2 separate regions of the Homo sapiens genome follow, and region 1 is linked to region 2. Evidence: read pairs that join two places in POLR2A ChIA-PET (ENCODE). Cell type or tissue: B cell. All regions are shown on one strand. Links, peaks and the distances in the headings refer to the core of each region. The heading gives the core; the rest is flanking DNA.

Evidence for each region. Peaks named below come from ENCODE experiments on the same cell type or tissue, not always from the same donor. Only the 100,000 strongest peaks of a DNase experiment are listed, where the experiment ranks them.
Region 1: POLR2A ChIA-PET joins it to region 2 with 5 read pairs; 3 of 35 experiments call an interaction of 5 or more read pairs at or near these places.

What each region holds. Positions count from the first base shown.
Region 1 is chr3:179,173,504-179,176,307 of GRCh38, reverse strand. The region is part of intron 1 of PIK3CA (phosphatidylinositol-4,5-bisphosphate 3-kinase catalytic subunit alpha); the gene reads right to left. Among named protein-coding and RNA genes, the nearest start is that of PIK3CA, 27 kb to the right of the region's middle. RefSeq lists a silencer at 1,675-1,754. In B cell, for the core only: no CTCF peak of the experiment used is centred there; DNase peaks (open chromatin) are centred at 1,207 and 1,787.
Region 2 is chr3:179,101,653-179,104,456 of GRCh38, reverse strand. The region is part of intron 2 of PIK3CA-DT (PIK3CA divergent transcript); the gene reads left to right. Among named protein-coding and RNA genes, the nearest start is that of ZMAT3, 31 kb to the right of the region's middle. In B cell, for the core only: no CTCF peak of the experiment used is centred there; no DNase peak of the experiment used is centred there.

The sequences.
Region 1 (2,804 bases), core at 157-2,656, 72 kb before region 2:
TTCCTGGAACTACTGGAATTCCAGGTCTCCAACTCCAGTTGGTGTACTCAGTGACTTCCCAATCATGCAGAAATCAGAAGGCATAATTTCTGGAAAAACTAAACTCAAGATGCTTTGGACTTCAATAGATACAGAAGTAGATATGACTAAAACCAGAAGATTATGTGCAACTCTAAAGAGACCCAAAGTCCCTTTCTTCAGTATTTCTCTAAAACATAAGCAGCCCCCACAGAGAAGACTATAGATTTCCTCTGGAAAGGATTCAAAACTAGAGAAAACAAAACTAACCTAAAGAAAAATTGTGATATGAAGATTTCCTACAGCATAGTTTACCAATAGACAAGAGCTCTGACTTCACACCCAGAGCTTTCGGTCAGCTTTTCACATCTTTTAAATATAAATGACCACTGAGGATCTTCATGCATTTGAGGAATGTCTCCAATATTAAAGATTGAGACCAAAATGAAACAGAAGTGGTGAGAAACAGAGAATGATGGGACAGAGGAAAATGTCAAAGAAACTGTAAAGATAAAAGACTGCATCCTTATGCAGAGGAACCAATAAGACCAGAGAATAAGAACTGAAAAAAAAAAAAAATCAACAAATGTTTGAAGTTAAAGTTAAGGCAATTTTCCAGAAGGCAGAATAAAAAGAAAGGGATGAGTAAGAGGAGGGAATGGTAAAAATTTAGAAAAACAATCTAGGAAGTGTAGTATCTGGCTAGTAGGAGTTCCAGAGAGAATAATGAAAACAAAGGAGAGGGAACTACCAAAAAAGGCAAGGATACTTCCGAGAAGAATGTAAGTCTGCAAGCAGCAGGGACTTACGGAGTACACAGCACAACAGATAAACGATGCACACCAAGGTACCATACCATAAAATGAAGAGAAGAGATTAATCACTTCCAGACAGAGAGAAAAAAGAATAAATAAAAAATCAGGAAACAGAGTGGCACTTAGAACTCTAGCAAAATTGAAAGCTGGAAGATACCAGAGCAATATCTGGGTAAAAATGATTTTCAATCTAGCATTCTACACTCACTTAAAATATCACATAATTGTAGGAGTAGAATAACACATATTCAGGTATGTAAAATCTCAAAAAAATTACCTCCCAGTTATCTCTCTTCAAGATGCCACGAGAGGATAAGCTCCTATAGAATGAGGTAGTCAACCATGAAGGTATGGGGCATAGGAGGAATCAATGCTTCAACACAGGAAGCAGGTGTAGGGAATTTCCAGGATGAAGACAAAAAAGAGTCTTGAGATAACAGCTGTGAAACAGACCTAGCAAGCAATCAAGATTAAATCAGAAATACTGAAGGCTCTATGAAGGATATTATAGGAAAATAACCAAACTAATTATCACATGTGAGAGTTATTGCAAAGATGGATTGAAGCCCATGGAAAGACAAATTCAGACACAATGGTAACTAAGCAGATTTCTGAGATGAAGCAATTAATTAAAAAACAACAAGAAAGTTGTAACAGAAAAAATATAACCCCATGTAGCATTTGCTTTATTACTATATGGTCATTGAATAATGAAATAACTAAATGTGGATTTAACCAGTAATGATTAAATATAGGATGATGAGATAAGGCAAAGGAAGATATGAGCATTAAAATTATAAGAGAAAACTAATGAATAATGTCAAATATTGGTGGACCAAGACAGAGCAATATACCCCATTATTATAAGGTGGCAAATACCAGAAGTAGTAGCTTAAATAGTTGAAAGTGGTTTCCTGAAGCATGACATGAGACAAGACAAAGTTGTGAGAGGGAATGGGGGGGAAGTGAGATACAGTAATGAACTGATGTTTTGTTTGTTTCTGAGATGGAGTCTAGCTCTGCTGCTCAGGCTAGAGAGTGCAGTGGCACAATCTCGGCTCACTGCAACCTCCGCCTCCCAGGTTCAAGCTATTCTCCTGCCTTAGCCTCCCGAGAGCTGGGATTACAGGTGCTTGCCACCATGCCCAGCTAATTTTTTTGTATTTTTAGTAGAGACAGGGTTTCGCTGTGTTGGCCAGGCTGGTCTCGAACTCCTGACCTCATGACCCGCCCACCTCAGCCTCCCAAAGTGCTGGGATTACAGGCATGAGCCACCATGCTCGGCCTGATGTTTTTATTAACCTTTCAGTTGTAATTTGAAAATAATATGCATGTATTACTTTATTTTAGCTTTACCTGAGGTATAAATTAAAATTCAGTTTGATGAGTCTTGGTGAATGTATAGTTGTAAAAACCACCACTACAACCAAGTTTTAAAACACTTCCGGGCCGGGCGCAATGGGTCACGCCTGTAATCCCAGCACTTCGGGAGGCCGAGGCGGGTGGATCACCTGAGGTCAGGAGTTTGAGACCAGCCTGGCCAATATAGCGAAACCCTGTCTCTACTAAAAATACAAAAAATTAGCCAGGTGTGGTGGCAGGGGCCTGTAATCCCAGCTACTTGGGAGGCTGAGGCAGAAGAATCACTTGAACCAGGGAGGCGGAGGTTGCAGTGTGCCGAGATTGTGCCATTGCACTCTAGCCTGGGCAACAAGAGTGAAACTCCACCTCTAAACAAAAACAAAAAAACACTGCCAAAACCCACCTCTACAAGTTTTCTTCCTTTGTTGTCAATACACCACGTAGGTAATTACTGGGGTAAGAACTGAAGTTTAGGTCTATGAACCATCAATCCATTTTTAATAAATTTTTTGTTATTCTAGCACTTTTTTTTTTGAGATGGAGTCTCCCTCTGTCACCCAGGCTGGAGTGCAGTGGCACGATATAGGCTCACTGCAAGCTCCGCCTCCC
Region 2 (2,804 bases), core at 301-2,800:
TGTTCACTAGCTTTCACTGTTGCTATGGTCTGAATATTTGTGTTCCCCTCAGATTCATATGTTGAAACTTAATCCCCAATGCAAGAGTGTTAAGGTTGGGGCCTTTAGGAGGTCATTAGGTCAGGAGGGCAAAATCCTCACCGTCATGAATGTGATTGGTGCCATTATAAAAGAGGACCCAGGGAGCTTGTTTGTTCCTGCTACCACATGAGGACACATAAAAGGCACCATTTATGAGGAACAAGCCATCACCAGACACCAAATCTGCTGGCATCTTGATCTTAGACTTCCCAGCCTCCAGAACTGTGAACAATAAATTGTTTTTGTTTATAAGTTACTCAGTCTAAGGTATTTTGTTATAGCAGCCTGGATGGACCAAGACAATTGTCATACACTTATTATAGTGTCATTTTCTCTCTCTCCCTCTCCACTCCCCTTTCTTTTTGCATTCTGTGAAATGGGAAATGTTTTTATTTTTTATATTTATTTCACTTTTAGAAAACTTGTGGCCCTAAAGAAAATGTTGGCTGGGTAGGTGTGCCATGACAACATTACTAGACTTTTCAAAGCAAATGTAAAATTAAATTGTTTTTGAAACCAGCATTTGCTGTGATGGAAGAGACTCCAGATGAAGGACTTCCTTCCGTTCTAGACATAGGGCCTCTTAGAATTTCCTCGGAGAGTCATCAAATTAGAAATGGAATGCCTTATTAGAATATTTCGTCTTTGTTGGGCATGGTGGCTCAGGTCTGTAATCTCACTGCGTTGGGAGGCCAAGGTGAGAAGATCGCTTGAGGCCAGGAGTCTGAGACCAGCCTGGGCAACATAGTGAGACCCTGTCTCTAAAAAAAAGAAAAAAAAATTTTTTTTTAAAATTAACCACGTCTGGTTGTGCATGCCTATAGTACTAGCTACTAGGGAGGCTGAGACAGGAGGATTGGTTGAGCCCAGGAGTTTGAGGCAGTGAGCTCTTATTATACCCCTGCATTCTAGTCTGGGCAACAAAGTGAGACCCTGTTTCTTAGAAAAGAAAAAAGAATATTTCATTCCCCCCCTCCCCAATTCTCCATCCACTTCTACCATTAACATCATGAATTCCTACATATGAGAAACTCTAGGCTGGCCCTGGGGAGCCTGAATTCTAATCCTGGCAGTTTGTTGTAAGTAGTGGTGTGACCTTAGTCCGGACACATAGGCCACTCAGGGTCTTATTTTCCTGTTTTATACATTCGAGCATTGGGTTTAGGTGTGTTTTTGTTTTTGTTTTGCTTTCCATTTCTAAGATGTAGCTTTTTTTTTCACATGCCATTTACTTTGCAGAGCTTTATTTATCCTCCAGATTTGAGGGGAAAGCAAACCTAGATTAGAAAACAGTCGCTGAAAAGGGAGGAAAATAGCTGTGGAAAAGTTGCTGGAGAAACAAGAAAGGTTAACTCCTTGCCTTCTTTTTTTCAGGTCCATCTGCTCTGCTAAAAGGTAGCAGAATAGTTTCAGGTGTATCTCTCATCCTCCCCAAATTAAAAACTGGCTAGATTGATTCTGAACATGTGTTTCTGTTACTCAAAGAATACAATATCCGGTATTGGGAAAGATGTAAGTTCACAATAGATAGTTTATCACAGGGAAATGCAAAGCACAGGTGAGATAAAATGAAATGGAAAGTACAGTACTGCAGGCATGTTTAAATATTCAAAACACCACAGGAGATAAAGAATATACTGACTCCTCACTGAGAAGTTGTAGTCTGTGACCATCTTCTTACATTACTTGTGGAAACTGGAGCTCTGCTATATGAAGTAATTACTAATTCTCTAGAGTGGTTTATGGAAATTGGTTTTATTGTCTCATAAACAGAGTATTAGAAATAATGAACAAATTATTTGGAGAATCTGAAAAAGAAAGAATTTCACCTTTTAAAGTGAGGCAACTTAATTTCATTTGGAGATGGCAGCAAGGAACCACTTAACCTTATAAAGCAAATTAAAGAGTTATGTGTCAGATTGTGAATTCGTCACTGCTGAAAACCTTCCCAGCAGCTTGTATTATGGGGAAAAATATTCAACCATTTAGTTATGCTTTCTTGTCAATTTTCTTCTTTAAGTCTCCTATAATCTATTTAAAAGCATTTATATAGCACCAATTGTTCCCCACTATCTCAAAGGCCCCTTTTTAAAAGCATGAAAAATTTTAAGAAAATGCCTATGGTATAGTAATTGTATTTTTGTATTTGGTAATTGGGAGAAGACACAATATATAAAAATCTCCCTGAAGTTAGACCACTTTTAATGGAATTTGATTAACTGTACCCAGCATCTCTACATATTTCAAGCATAGTGTATATATTATCTGGAGATACTCTTTCAGACTACAGATAATTTTTGTGTGCCAAAGGATTGGATGTTCTCTTATATATCTCCGCAGGGCCTAAGGTCCAAAGGTAGGTACCTGACTGCTCTAGAATAATGACACTCAACCAGATCAGGGAGGGGGAAACCTGAGATACAAGGTGTTGAGCTTTTGCTCCTATAGTTAGTGTTATGAAAACAAAGGGTAAATTGAAGGTGTGTTTTCCCCCCCTCAAACATTATCCTGCCCCTGCCCCACCATTCTTCAGTACTTCTCTAGGAGCAGGGGTTCCTGCACTTAGTAGTTTCATGCACAGTGAACACTTAATAAGACAAAACTGAACAAAAACACATAAATGCTGGGGAGAGGGAATGGGGAAATTGTATGATTAAGAACATCAAACAACCACCACTGACTGTTATGGTCATATTATAAAAGAAGGCACATAAAAATTAGGA